Linked DNA regions of Homo sapiens: region 1 is linked to region 2. A link is a contact called in ENCODE Hi-C or POLR2A ChIA-PET data. All regions are on one chromosome and are shown on one strand. Each heading gives the region's core, a stretch centred on a gene start or an enhancer-like site at or near the end of the contact. The rest is flanking DNA. Distances are from core to core; before and after follow the strand shown.

The links. Hi-C counts contacts between places; a loop is a spot of excess contacts on that map. ChIA-PET counts read pairs that join two places held with the same protein, here RNA polymerase II (POLR2A). Pooled maps may share reads with other maps.
Region 1: POLR2A ChIA-PET joins it to region 2 with 14 read pairs in BJ. The contact joins two enhancer-like sites. A Hi-C loop is called at or near these places in 1 of 168 maps with a recorded cell type or tissue (sigmoid colon) and 6 of 50 pooled maps. POLR2A ChIA-PET finds 5 or more read pairs at or near these places in 4 of 52 experiments (BJ, CD8-positive, alpha-beta T cell, MCF 10A and 1 more).

The regions. Positions count from the first base shown.
Region 1 is chr13:112,720,887-112,726,764 of GRCh38, reverse strand. All of the region lies in intron 1 of ATP11A (ATPase phospholipid transporting 11A), which reads right to left. Among named protein-coding and RNA genes, the nearest start is that of ATP11A-AS1, 31 kb to the left of the region's middle. RefSeq lists enhancers at 1,309-1,358, 1,157-1,736, 1,737-2,316, 3,043-3,544. Within about 2 kb of position 1,575, at least 8 of the 41 ENCODE cell types and tissues checked have a DNase peak (open chromatin) inside an H3K27ac peak, as active enhancers do.
Region 2 is chr13:112,655,716-112,661,604 of GRCh38, reverse strand. The region is part of intron 1 of ATP11AUN (ATP11A upstream neighbor lncRNA); the gene reads right to left. Among named protein-coding and RNA genes, the nearest start is that of ATP11AUN, 12 kb to the right of the region's middle. Within about 2 kb of position 3,369, at least 3 of the 41 ENCODE cell types and tissues checked have a DNase peak (open chromatin) inside an H3K27ac peak, as active enhancers do.

The DNA.
Region 1 (5,878 bases), core at 326-2,825, 67 kb before region 2:
CCAATAATTTTATAACACTCTTCACCACTAATTTTCTGCTCCTGTGAGCCCTTCAAATTGCAAAAGCAATGGACTTTTTTTTCCAGTTTGCAAAGCCAGGCATTTGATTGGCTCTGTTTTCTGTCCCCCAGCATCTGCAGCACCCCCGGCTGGAGCATTAGAGAGGACATGGCAGCAGCACAGATGGAGAAGGTCAGGAGCTGCCATCCAGACGGCCCCTTTGGGCTCCTTCACCTCATTCACCTGCAGATCTGGGAATCTGCCGGGAAAAGCTCTCGGAAGTACAACTGCCTTTAGGCCTGTCCCCCAGCACCTATCAACTGCCCCCGGCCATTCTCCCTGCACACAGATGGTGCCCCATGGCCCCTCTCCCTGCATGCAGACTGTGTTTCCCCACAGCCCCTCTCCCTGCACGCATGCAGTGCCCCCCAGGCCTTCTCTTTGCATGCACGCTGTGCCCCCAGCCCCTCTCCCTGCACACAGACTGTGCCCTCTGGCCCCTCTCCCTGCACGCACGTGCTTCCTCCCTGGCTCCTCTCCCTGCACGCATGCAGTGCCCCCTGGGCCTTCTCTTTGCATGCACACTGTGCCCCCTGGCCCCTCTCCCTGCACGCACGCCGTGCCCCATCCCCGGCATACACCTCCTGGTGACACACACTATTCCCTTCAGAGAAGCCTCCTCTTTTCAAGGACCGATTGTGACTCCCTAGACACCAGCTGCGTTTACAGAAGCAGAGTCGGTGAAAACTAAAAGCACAAAGCTTGCTTGGCACAGAGGTGCGGTGAGCAGGCCCCAGGGCCACCGCTTCCCGCCCCCTCCCCAGCACCTTGCTCTGAGGGCGTCCTTCAGGGGCACCCTCGTCACCTCAGCTGCCGGGGAGGGGCTCCTGAGTCTCTCTCAGCCTCCTTCACCCATTTCTATCGTTCTCACCTGCACGCAGGGATCTGTTCCAAACCTCAGCTTCCTGTAACCAACAGGCCACCCTCAGGGACGTTGTCCTTAGTCATCCTCCACAAATAGAAGCTTCTCCTGTCCAAGGAACTCCAGGGATGGGGACTTTGCAGCCACAGCTGTAGCCACACACTCACTGGCTGGGGCATGGGAGGGCTGGTGCATCTGTTCTGCTTACATCTGAGCTATTTCATTACTACACACGAGAAAAGCTTCCCACACTTGGTCGTTAGAGGCATTAAGCACATAGAGCACACACTTGTGCCAGTCACTCCTGGGCACCTAGGCAGAGCCAGCCGCGTGCAGACGCAGCCTATCACTCCAGACTGGTGTGGGGAGGGGTGAGTGAAGGCAGCGGCTGAGAAACCCAGGTGGCAGGGGCCAGGCGATGGGGGCGAAGGAGGCTGGTGCATGCCCGGGCAGTGGGCTGGTGAGGGCTGAGAGCAGAGAGAGTGGAGGGGGTGATGCCTCTGCCCATACCTCGTCTGCTCCCCAGGGGTCTTCTTTTGGTCACTCTGCTCCCAAAGCATTTGGGATTCACCTTGGCCATGGGAGGTCCACATCGTATCATGATCACAGGTTTACCTGTCTGTCCCCACCCCACTGCCTTGAGCCCAGCCCGAGCCTGAGTCAGCTCCCACAAGGGGGGTTTGCAGTGTCTCTTGTGACTCAGAACAGGGTTGACAGAGGGATGGAGTTCAAGTCTTCCCCCAGGTATGCATGGCCGGCAACCTACGGCAAGAGGCGTCGGCCATCAGCTGTTGGTCCCACACCGGGCCCACAGACAATCCACCCCAAGGGAGAAGAAAATGACGTGGGGACCAGGTCCAAGGCCACAGCCCAGCCCACACAGGGGACCACAGGCATGGCCGCAGGGGTGGCTGGAGCAGAGGAAGGCAGATCACCTTTGGAAACAGAAACACTTGGGTCAGACCCTGGCTCCGTGGTGGAATGAGGAACACACCTGGCCTCTGTTCCGGTGCCCAGCATGCTTCAGGACCCTTGGAATTTCCCACATGGCAGGAGTGTTTCTGTTGCTCACCAAGAGCCCCTGTGGACCACACCTGAGTTTATGCTAATGAGGAGACTCAAGATGGGCCCCAAACAGCTTCCTGGGGGGGGGCCGGCCTCACCCCAGGACAGGGCTGCAGCTTCCATCCCCAGCCTGACCTCTGACCTGTGGGGAGAAGGGAGACACTGGAGACTGAACTCAATCTCTTGGCCAATAGTGTGATGAGACCCCCAAGCAGTGATGAGACTCTGATGAAACTCTGGATGCACGAATCCTGGCTGCCGCACATACACGGTTCTGGAGGAGGGCCACGTGACAGCTCCACGGGGACAGGGGGCTCCCAGTGGACCCATCACATTGCTCCCACCATCATAAGCCCCTTGTCTTCAGCACAGTGACCTCCTGAGTTCCGCGAGTCCTTCCAGTAAATCGTCAACCCTGAGTCACAGGGCCCTCCCTGACGTTTATGGCAGGTGCTCAGAAGTGTAGGTGGTCCCTGAGACTTGTAGCTGTGTCTGAAGCAGGCCGTCTTGGGGGACAGAGCCCATAACCTGTGGGGTCCACTTGAACTCAGGGCATGCAGTGTCGGAATGGGGCGATGGTGCCGATGGGGGCGAAGAGGGCGATGGGGGAGAAGGGGGCAATAGGGGCAAAGGGGGTGAAGGGGGCGATGGGGGAGAAGGGGGCGAAGGGGGCGATGGGGACGATAGGGGCTGGTCCACACCCAGGCAGTGGGCGCTGGTGAGAGGTGTGGGCAGGGATGATGGAGGGGGCGATGCTCATCTTCTTTATTTAAAAGTTGAGATCAACTGCGCCACACGACAGGCTTGTATGTACATTAAGTGGTATGTCCCCGCACATGCCACCCGAGCCCGTGTGACACGAGCGTTCCCGGGAATCCACAGGCCCTGAGGGCCTCCGGGTTTCGGGCGAGACAGAGGACCAGATATGCACACTTTGGGAGCATCCAGGCATTTGGCTTCATCAAATAACCTTCAGTCAGCTGCCTAGACATTCAACTTGCAAACTAAAAATAAAATCCTAAGCCCCTTCCGACTGAATGGATCCCTTCTTGGTCAAGGGAACCCCAGAAAAATCTTAAAAACTGAGCTCCCAGCCATGACAGAGGTTACACATACCTCCTTCTACCCCCTCCCTTTTGGGGTTTAGACACAACTGACCAGCATTAACATCAATACAGAGATCATAAAACAAACAGAATACACTCTGGCCAGGCACGGTGGCTCACGCCTGTAATCCCAGCACTTGGGGAGGACAAGGCAGGCGGATCACCTGAGGTTAGGAGTTTGAGACCAGCCTGGCCGACATTGTGAAACCCCGTCTCTACTAAAAGTACAAAAGTTAGTCAGGTGTGGTGGTGTGTGCCTGTAATCCCAGCTACTCAAGAGGCTGAAGCAGGAGAATAGCCTGAACCCGGCAGGCGGAGGGTGCAGTGAGCCGAGATCGCGCCACTGCACAACAGCCTGAATGACAAGAGGGCGGGGGGAGGTGGGGAACTCTGTGGCAATAAGACACCAATAAGACATCATCTGCGTGATAAAGCCCTGGTCTCCACAACCTCTTTACCTCAACCCACGCTCACAGGATCGAAGAAAAAAAACCAGACTCTGTGGCACTAAGATGCCAAATTATAAACAGGGCCCAGTGCCATTACAGATGAGGGTTAAGTCCCGCCTGCGGGCGTCAGACCTGCTAAACAGGGCTCTTTGACCCTGTGGCTGACTCTGACAGGGCCTCCTTATCTTAAACATTCCTTTCTGTTGACTCCAAGTTTTAGATAGAACCTTACTCCTTTAATCAACTGCAAATTAAAGAATCTCTGAAAAAAAATACTTAAAAAGAAAAAAGTAAAGCATTTCTGAATCCGCCTACTTTACTTCAAGTCATCCTGCCTTTCCGGCTGAGCCACGTCGACCTTCCACTCATTGATTTACGTCTTTCCTATGACTCCTGCCTCCCTGAAATGTGTAACATCCAACCAGCCCCACCACCTTGGACCACTTCCTCGATGGTTCTCAGGTTTGTGTTTTTCCAAGCCACGGCCACTCATATTGTCTCAGAATAAATCTTTCTAAAGTATTTTACGTATGTAAACCAAAAGTAAATTTGAAGGGCCCTCACCCATCTGAATGGAGCCCTCCTCTCCGCCAAGGGCACTCCAAAGTTATCCTGAAAACCTGCTTCCGGCCCTGATGGGACTCGGATGCCTCCTCACCCCCTCCTTCCTTTTGGAATTCAGGAAAGGCTGACCAGCACAAACGCTGGCACAGACCTGAAGTCCACTGAGAAACATTTACAATCTATTCATTCTCCCTGAAACTCGCTACCCTGATAAAGCCCTGTCTCCACAACCTCTTTACCCCAACCCAGACATTCCTTTCTACTGATAAGTCTTTCAACCAACTGTCCATTAGAAAAAATTTAAATCTACCTATAACCTGGAAACCCTCTCCCCTGGCCGCCCCCCTCTCCCCGGGCCCACCCTCCTCCCCGGTCCCCCTACCCCCCGCCGGCCCACTTACAGCTGTCCTGCATTTCTGGGCAAAACCATTGTACAATGATTGATGTCTCATGTCTCCCTAAAATGTATAAAACCAAGCTGTGCCCCGACCACTTTGGCACCTGTTCTTAGGACCTCCTGAGGACTGTGTGACAGGCCATGGTCACTCATATTTGGCTCAGAATAAATCTCCTCAAATATTGTGAGTTGGACCCTTCACTGATACAGAGTTTGGTTTTTGCAAACTGTAGCGTCCTTCAGATTGCAGGGTTATGTGGCCCCAGGATATTTAAGTTAAAATGACCCAGCAGCTCCCATGGTGGGCAGTGTGCCGGCCTCCCCTTGTCTGCCACGGCCTGCACTTGGCGCCTCCAGCGGCTGCGGTGCTGACGGCCTGGTGAACCTCCTGGTCGCCCTCACATCCTGGCTCCTATGTGGTCTCCTTCTTTTTGCTCATACTAATCTGAATTTGGGAAACAGCCTTTTTCTTAACACTCTAAAAAAGCAGTTATATGCAATGTCATTCGCTGGGGGCCAGAAGAGGCGGGCAGGAGACAGGTTCATGACCCCGGGAAGCCCAGCCGTGGAGGAGAGGGAGCACCAGCGTCCCACAACTGACCCCGGGACTAACCCCAGGCCCTTCTGCTGTCTTGTGGGACCCTCCCACTTCCTCACTCCTGGCTTCCACGTTCCTCGTTCCCAGGCCACATCCCCGTTCCATCTTTGATGTCAAGTCCAAGAACACGGGAAGCTGTTTCTGTGTCTTCAGCAGTGACCGCTGCAGTGTGCTGCCAGGGTGACACCACCTCTGGGCCCTGCCTGGAGTACCCGGCTTCCCTCGACATATCCAAATGCACACGCAAGAGAACAAAGCCTCTTTGTTCTTAGTGCTTAGTGAGCAAAGGTACGTTTTCTCTTTTCAGCCTTCCTTCCTGCTTCTTTCCCGTAACATTTGTGATCTAAGAGACCAAAACAAACAGTTTTCTTGACTAAGATGGACCCTAACGCTAAGGAAACAAAAGTTACCTGCGGGGCAGAGGGTTCCAGCAACTTCCTAAATTCCTAAGGCTACAAGAAAAAAACACACTCCAACTCCCTAATGAGAGGAGCAATCGGACCCTAACTCTGATTTACAACCCAGACCCTTCCACTTCTGACCGGACAGAGGACTGGCCTTACATACACCCTTTCCCGATCAGCAACTGTGGCCCTCAGCTGGCGGCAGTAGCTCCTGGAGGCTGCGGACTGTGGCCTGTGGTTCACCTTCTGACTTCAAGAGCCAAATTCCAGCTCGGCCCCCACTAACAGAATGGACCCCTCTTGGCCAAAGGAACCCCAGAGGCAACTTCAAAACTGAATTCTCGGCCACGACATAAGGGAGGTTGAACACGCC
Region 2 (5,889 bases), core at 2,120-4,619:
CACTATTCACAAAAGCCAAGATATGGAATCAACCTAAGTATCCCACAACAGATGCATGGATAAAGAAAATGTGGTATATAAACACAATGGAGTACTATACAGCCATAAAAAAGAACAAAATCCTGTTATTTACAATAACATAGATGAACCTGGAGGACATTATGTTAAGTAAGCCAGACACAGAAAGCCAAATACCCCGTGTCTCACTCATCTGTGAAATCTAAAAATCCTGATCTCATAGAAGTAGAGAGTAGGATAGCAGTTACCAGGGGCTGGGGAGGGTGTTAGTAAGGGGAAAACAGGGAGAGATTGGTCAATCGGTACAAAGTTACAATTAGATCGAAAGTATAAATTCTGGTGTCCTATTGCATGGTAGGGTGAATATAATCAATCATAAGGTATTATATATCTCAAACTAGCTAGAAGACAGGATTTTGTATGTTCCCATCATAAAAAATGATAAGAATTTGAGGTCATAAATATGCTGATTACTCTGATTTGATCATTACACAATGTATACATGTATCAAAATATCATATTGTGTCTGCTCTGTTGATGGAGTAGCCACTCTTTAATTTCTTTATTAATAAACTTGCTTTCAATTAAAAAAATCATATTGCACCCCATAAATAAGTACAATTATTCTATCAATTAAAAATAAAAATAATGATTAGAAATCCAAAATAAATAAAAATCAAAACTACTACAGGTGACCTTGAACAACACGGGTTTGAACTGCATGTGTCCACTTACACACAGATTTTTTTCAACAAATGTATTGGAAAACTTTGGAGATTTGCAACAATTTGAAAAAACTTGCAGATAAAATGTGTAGCCTAGAAATATTTTAAAAATTAAGAAAAGGTTAGATATCTCATGAAGACATAAAATATATGTAGATACCAGTCCATTTTATTATTTACCAAAATAAAATATACACAAATGATTATAAAAAGTTAAAATTTATGAAAACGTATGCACACAAACACAGACTGTACATGGTGCCACTCACAGTTGAGAGAAATGTAAACCAATATGAAGATGCAGTGTGAGGCCAGGTGCGGTGGCTCACGCCTGTAATCCTAACACTTTGGAAGGCCGAGGGGAGTGGATCACCTGAGGCCAGGAGTTTGAGACCAGCCTGGCCAACATGGAGAAACCCCGTCTTTACTAAAAATGCAAAAATTAGCCAGGTGTGGTAGTGCACGCTTGTAATCCCAGCTACTTGGGAGGCTGAGGCAGGAGAATTGCTTGAACCCAGGAGGCAGAGGCTGCAGTGAGCCGAGATTGTGCCATTGCCCTCCAGCCTGGGCGACAGAGCAAGACTCATCTCAAAACAAAACAAAACAAAACAAAACAAAACAAAACAATAACAAAAAAAGATGCAGCGTGATGTCATAACTGCATAAAAATAACTGTAGTGAGTGTCGGGCGCGGTGGCTCACGCCTGTAATCCTAGCACTTTGGGAGGTAGAGGCGGGTGGATCACGAGGTCAGGAGATCGAGACCATCCTGGCTAACACAGTGAAACTCTGTGTCTATTAAAAATACAAAAAAATTAGCCGGGCGTGGTGGAAGGTGCCTGTCGTCCCAGCTACTCCGGAGGCCGAGGCAGGAGAATGGCATGAACCTGGGAGGTGGAGCTTGCAGTGAGCCAAGATCGTGCCACTGCATTCCAGCCTGGGTGACAGAGCGAGACTCCATGTCAAAAAAAGATAATAATAATAGAATAAAAATTAACTGTAGTGAGTACTGTACTACTGCAAAGACTTTACAGCCACCTCCTGTAGCTGTCATGGTGAGCGTGAGCATCCTGAGGAATCCCTTAAAACTCCGTGTGACGCTAATCATCTCCATGTGAACAGGTGTCTCTTCAGTACATCGCGTTCGGTAGGAAACAGTGACCTCTTGCAGTTCTCACGTATTTCTCGTGTTTGAATAGTACCACAGGACCCACACGAAGTGCCACTGGTGATGCTGGAACCCCCCCCCCCCCACAAGAAGCAGAAAAACGTCACCACATAACAGAAAAAGTGGAAATGCTTGGTATGTACCGTAGATCGAGGTCTGCAGCTGTGGTTGCCGCTATTTCAGACGGACGATTCATCTTATAAAGAAAGTAAACTTACGGCATCCATAAGTGCAGTACAGTCCCATAAATGCATTTTCTCTTTCTTCTGAGTTTCTTAATAACATTTTCTTTTCTCTAGCTTACTTTATTATAACAATGCAGTGTACAGTACATATAACATATAAAATATGTGTTAATTGACTTTCGGTCAGCAGGAAGCTATCAGTGGTTAAGTTTTTGGAGAGTCAAAAGTTACCTGGGAATTTCCGACCCCTGGGGAGGATCATCCCTGCCCCTGGAGAGCTTCGGGGATCCCTGTGATCTTTGGTTTATCTTGGCTTCTCTTTTCTGTTTCAGTCTGGACACTACAGAGATTTTCAAAAACTGTCTGTGAGGGTAGATAACATGTATGAATTTATTTCAAGTTAGGGAAGCTGGTATTAACAACATGTGTTTGTCTGAAAGAGATGGCATGACTGTTCTGGAATCCTGTTTTCCTCTGCTGGCCACCACGTGCTGCCTAAGAGGCCTGGGAAGGGTCTGGGAGACAGGGAGGGGCAGGAGGTGGGGCAGGGAGTGAAGAGAGAGAGACAGGTTAGAAACACCATGCTTCCCCTCAGGCCTGTCACATATGGACATAGTCAGGTTTAGACAAAATATCACATATTCTGCTGCTGACAGGGAAAAACAACAATAAATAAACAAAGTAGCACATAAATACAACTCATAGCATGTTCTCTCTTATTTCCAAGTACACAATGTATCGTCTCAAACTGGTGCACTGTCTCACAGGGGTTCCCAATATCTCCTCCATATTCCCGTTATGTACTAGAGGGTTACACATGTGTATGCACACATATAATACAAACCTAGGTTTCTATGTGCCTTCTTTTCTTCCTACCTTCCTCTCTGTCTGTCTCTCTCTCATTCTTGCCAATATGGCTGTGAGTCTCTAATTTTCACTTTATTTCCTGCAACTGACTCCAAGCCATTTCCTCAAGCTACATGAAGAAACACCATTCAATGAAGGGAGAAGAAAGCCTGGAAACGTATCCTTTTTAAGTTTATTCTTTCAAACTCAGAGTTTTGAGGGAAAAAGCTAAGCTAAAAACACTGGCATTTGCAAATGAAACTTCTTCAGCTGCCTGCCAGAGCTGTAAATTATTTAACAAGAGAAATTAAATCTTCACCCAGAAGCCCGGGGCTCTAATCACACAGCCAAGTTCGCTCAGCGTGTGAGCCCTGTGGGTGCACATTCCAAGACGCTGACAGCTGCAGACAACGCAGATGACGTGGGTTTGAGGCCTAGCCCCTAGGCAGGTGGGATGAATCTTAGCTGACTGCGGTGACCGGAAATTAGCAGTGCCGCCATTGGCAGGTGGCAGTGTTCCTCCAGCTGGTGAGATAGTCCAGGCCACTGCCCTGCGACTCGGGGGCTCCAGCAAAAGCCTGGGCTCTGGGCTCACTCCCACCTCCCTGGGACATTCCTGGTTTTAACACCGCAAGTCCCATCCTTCTGGGAACCCCTCAGTTTGGGACTAAGGGGAAGGCGGGTCCTTTGTGACCCTGGTGTCAGGTGTCTCTATGCACATGGCAGACAGACTCCTTAGGAGGGGGAGTCCCGTCCCTACCTCCTCCCCATGGGCTCTACCAGGAAGGAGGCCCCACCAGGATAGAGGTCCCATCAGAAAGGAGGCCCCACCAGGAAGGAGGTCCCATCAGAAAGGAGGCCCCACCAGGAAGGAGGTCCCACCAGGAAGGAGGTCCCACCAGGAAGGAAGTCCCATGAGGAAGGAGGTCCCACCAGGAAGAAGGTCCCACCAGGAAGGAGGCCCCACCAGGAAGGAGGCCCCAACAGGAAGGAGGCCCCATCAGGAAGGAGGTCCCAACAGGAAGGAGGCCCCACCAGGAAGGAGGTCCCACCAGGAAGGAAGTCCCATGAGGAAGGAGGTCCCACCAGGAAGAAGGTCCCACCAGGAAGGAGGCCCCATCAGGAAGGAGGCCCCAACAGGAAGGAGGCCCCATCAGGAAGGAGGTCCCACCAGGAAGGAGACCCCACCAGGAAGGAGGTCCTAGTAGGAAGGAGGCCCCATCAGGAAGGAGGCCCCAGGGCCTTGTCTTGGGTCTCTGTACTGGCTGCTTCAGAAAGACACCTGGTGCTGGCCGCTACCTGGGTCTCAGCCCCAGACAGAATCCAGGAGGCAGAAGAATCAGGTGGAGGATGTGTGTGTGTGTGTGTGTGTGTGTGTGTGTGTGTGTGCGCGCCCTGTGTGGGTCCCAGGCATGGAGAGTGTGTGTGTGGGTGTGAGCCCTGAGTGGGGTCCCAGGCAGACTCCTTCCTGATAAGATGCCCGTAGCCACCCTCGGCCATCTCCACCCTCCATGTCCTTGTCTGTGTGATGAAGAGAATTCTATGACCTCCAGTCCCACAGCGGCTCTGCCATCAGGGACAAAATCGGTGGAAAGTGCCCCTCAAGACGCCTGGAGCTCAGTGGGTGTTCAGTGACGTGCTCCCCCAGACACCTGGCGCTTAGTAGGTGTTCAGTGATCTCCATCTGAACAATCCGCACAGCATTCACAGGGGAGCTCAGGGAAGGCTGCGGACGGGCCCCAGCCACCGGCAGCTCTGAATCGCACCTTTGAGTGGAGACGCATTTGCTCTTCCTGACCTTGACACGACCCGTTTGCCTTAAAGGAGAATTGAGAGGTAATTTCCTCCACTGTTGTCTGAGAGCACCAGCACTTTTTGGATTTGTAATTGAGTCCTGCTTTATTTATTTATTTATTTATCTGAGATGGAGTCTCACTCTGTCGCCCAGGCTGGAGTGCAGTGGTGCGATCTCGGCTCACTGCAACCTCCGCCTCCTGGGTTCAAGCAATTCTCCTGCCTCAGCCTCCCGAGTAGCTGGGATTACAGACAAGAGGGGGCCGCCATCTTGAAAATGATTGGCACAACTGCCTGCATCTATGTCTGCAGCTCGATTTCACAGGCTGCTCTTTGTTAGAAAGGAAAATGATTTGGGGCTGATTTTCATTAAAAGGAAAAACCGCACCGAGGACTTCCACACCCTTACTATCTGCCTAATTTCTTCTTAACTCCTGTATCAACAGTAGACTGTGAAAAAATTAATTTATTTAAAACATTTTTCTAAAATCAAAGGTTTTCTACACGAATTATAGTAAATTATTCTCAAAAAGACCCAAAAGCATCAATGCCAGTGGAAATAACTTATTTGTTTTCCTACCGTATGCTGTATTTGGGGCTGTGGGGTGGGCTGCTTGATCCATTTAGCCAACAACCGTTTTCCTTTATTCATTGGCACTGAAATTATGCAGTTGTACTTTCTGCTTCTACCCACCCTAGCTTTATCTCAGATCTTGAGGTCAGCTCAGCCACCGGCCTGGGGGTGTTTAGCAGTGATAAATAAATGCTTAGTAAACAAGGCACCCACATCAGGCCCCCTGGCAGGAGGCATCTGTCTCCTAGGTTCTTTGCTTTATTCCACTGCTGTGGGATTCCCCCAAGGAGAAACGTTCTCTCAGACGATTCTGACCTTTTCTTGTGGTGATTCCTCTCCCTCTCACCTCCTGTCCACCTGGAGCTAGGAGGGGTTTTGGCTGCAGGGAGGTATCAGGTCCTCCTATGCTACTAAAAAAAAAGCAGAGTTTGGGAGGCTGAGGCAGGCAGATCACCTGAGGTCAGGAGTTTGAGACCAGCCTGGCCAACATGGTGAAACCCTGTCTGTACTAAAAATACAAAAAATTAGATTAGCCGGGTGTGGTGGCAGGCACCTGTAATCCCAGCTACTTGGGAGGCT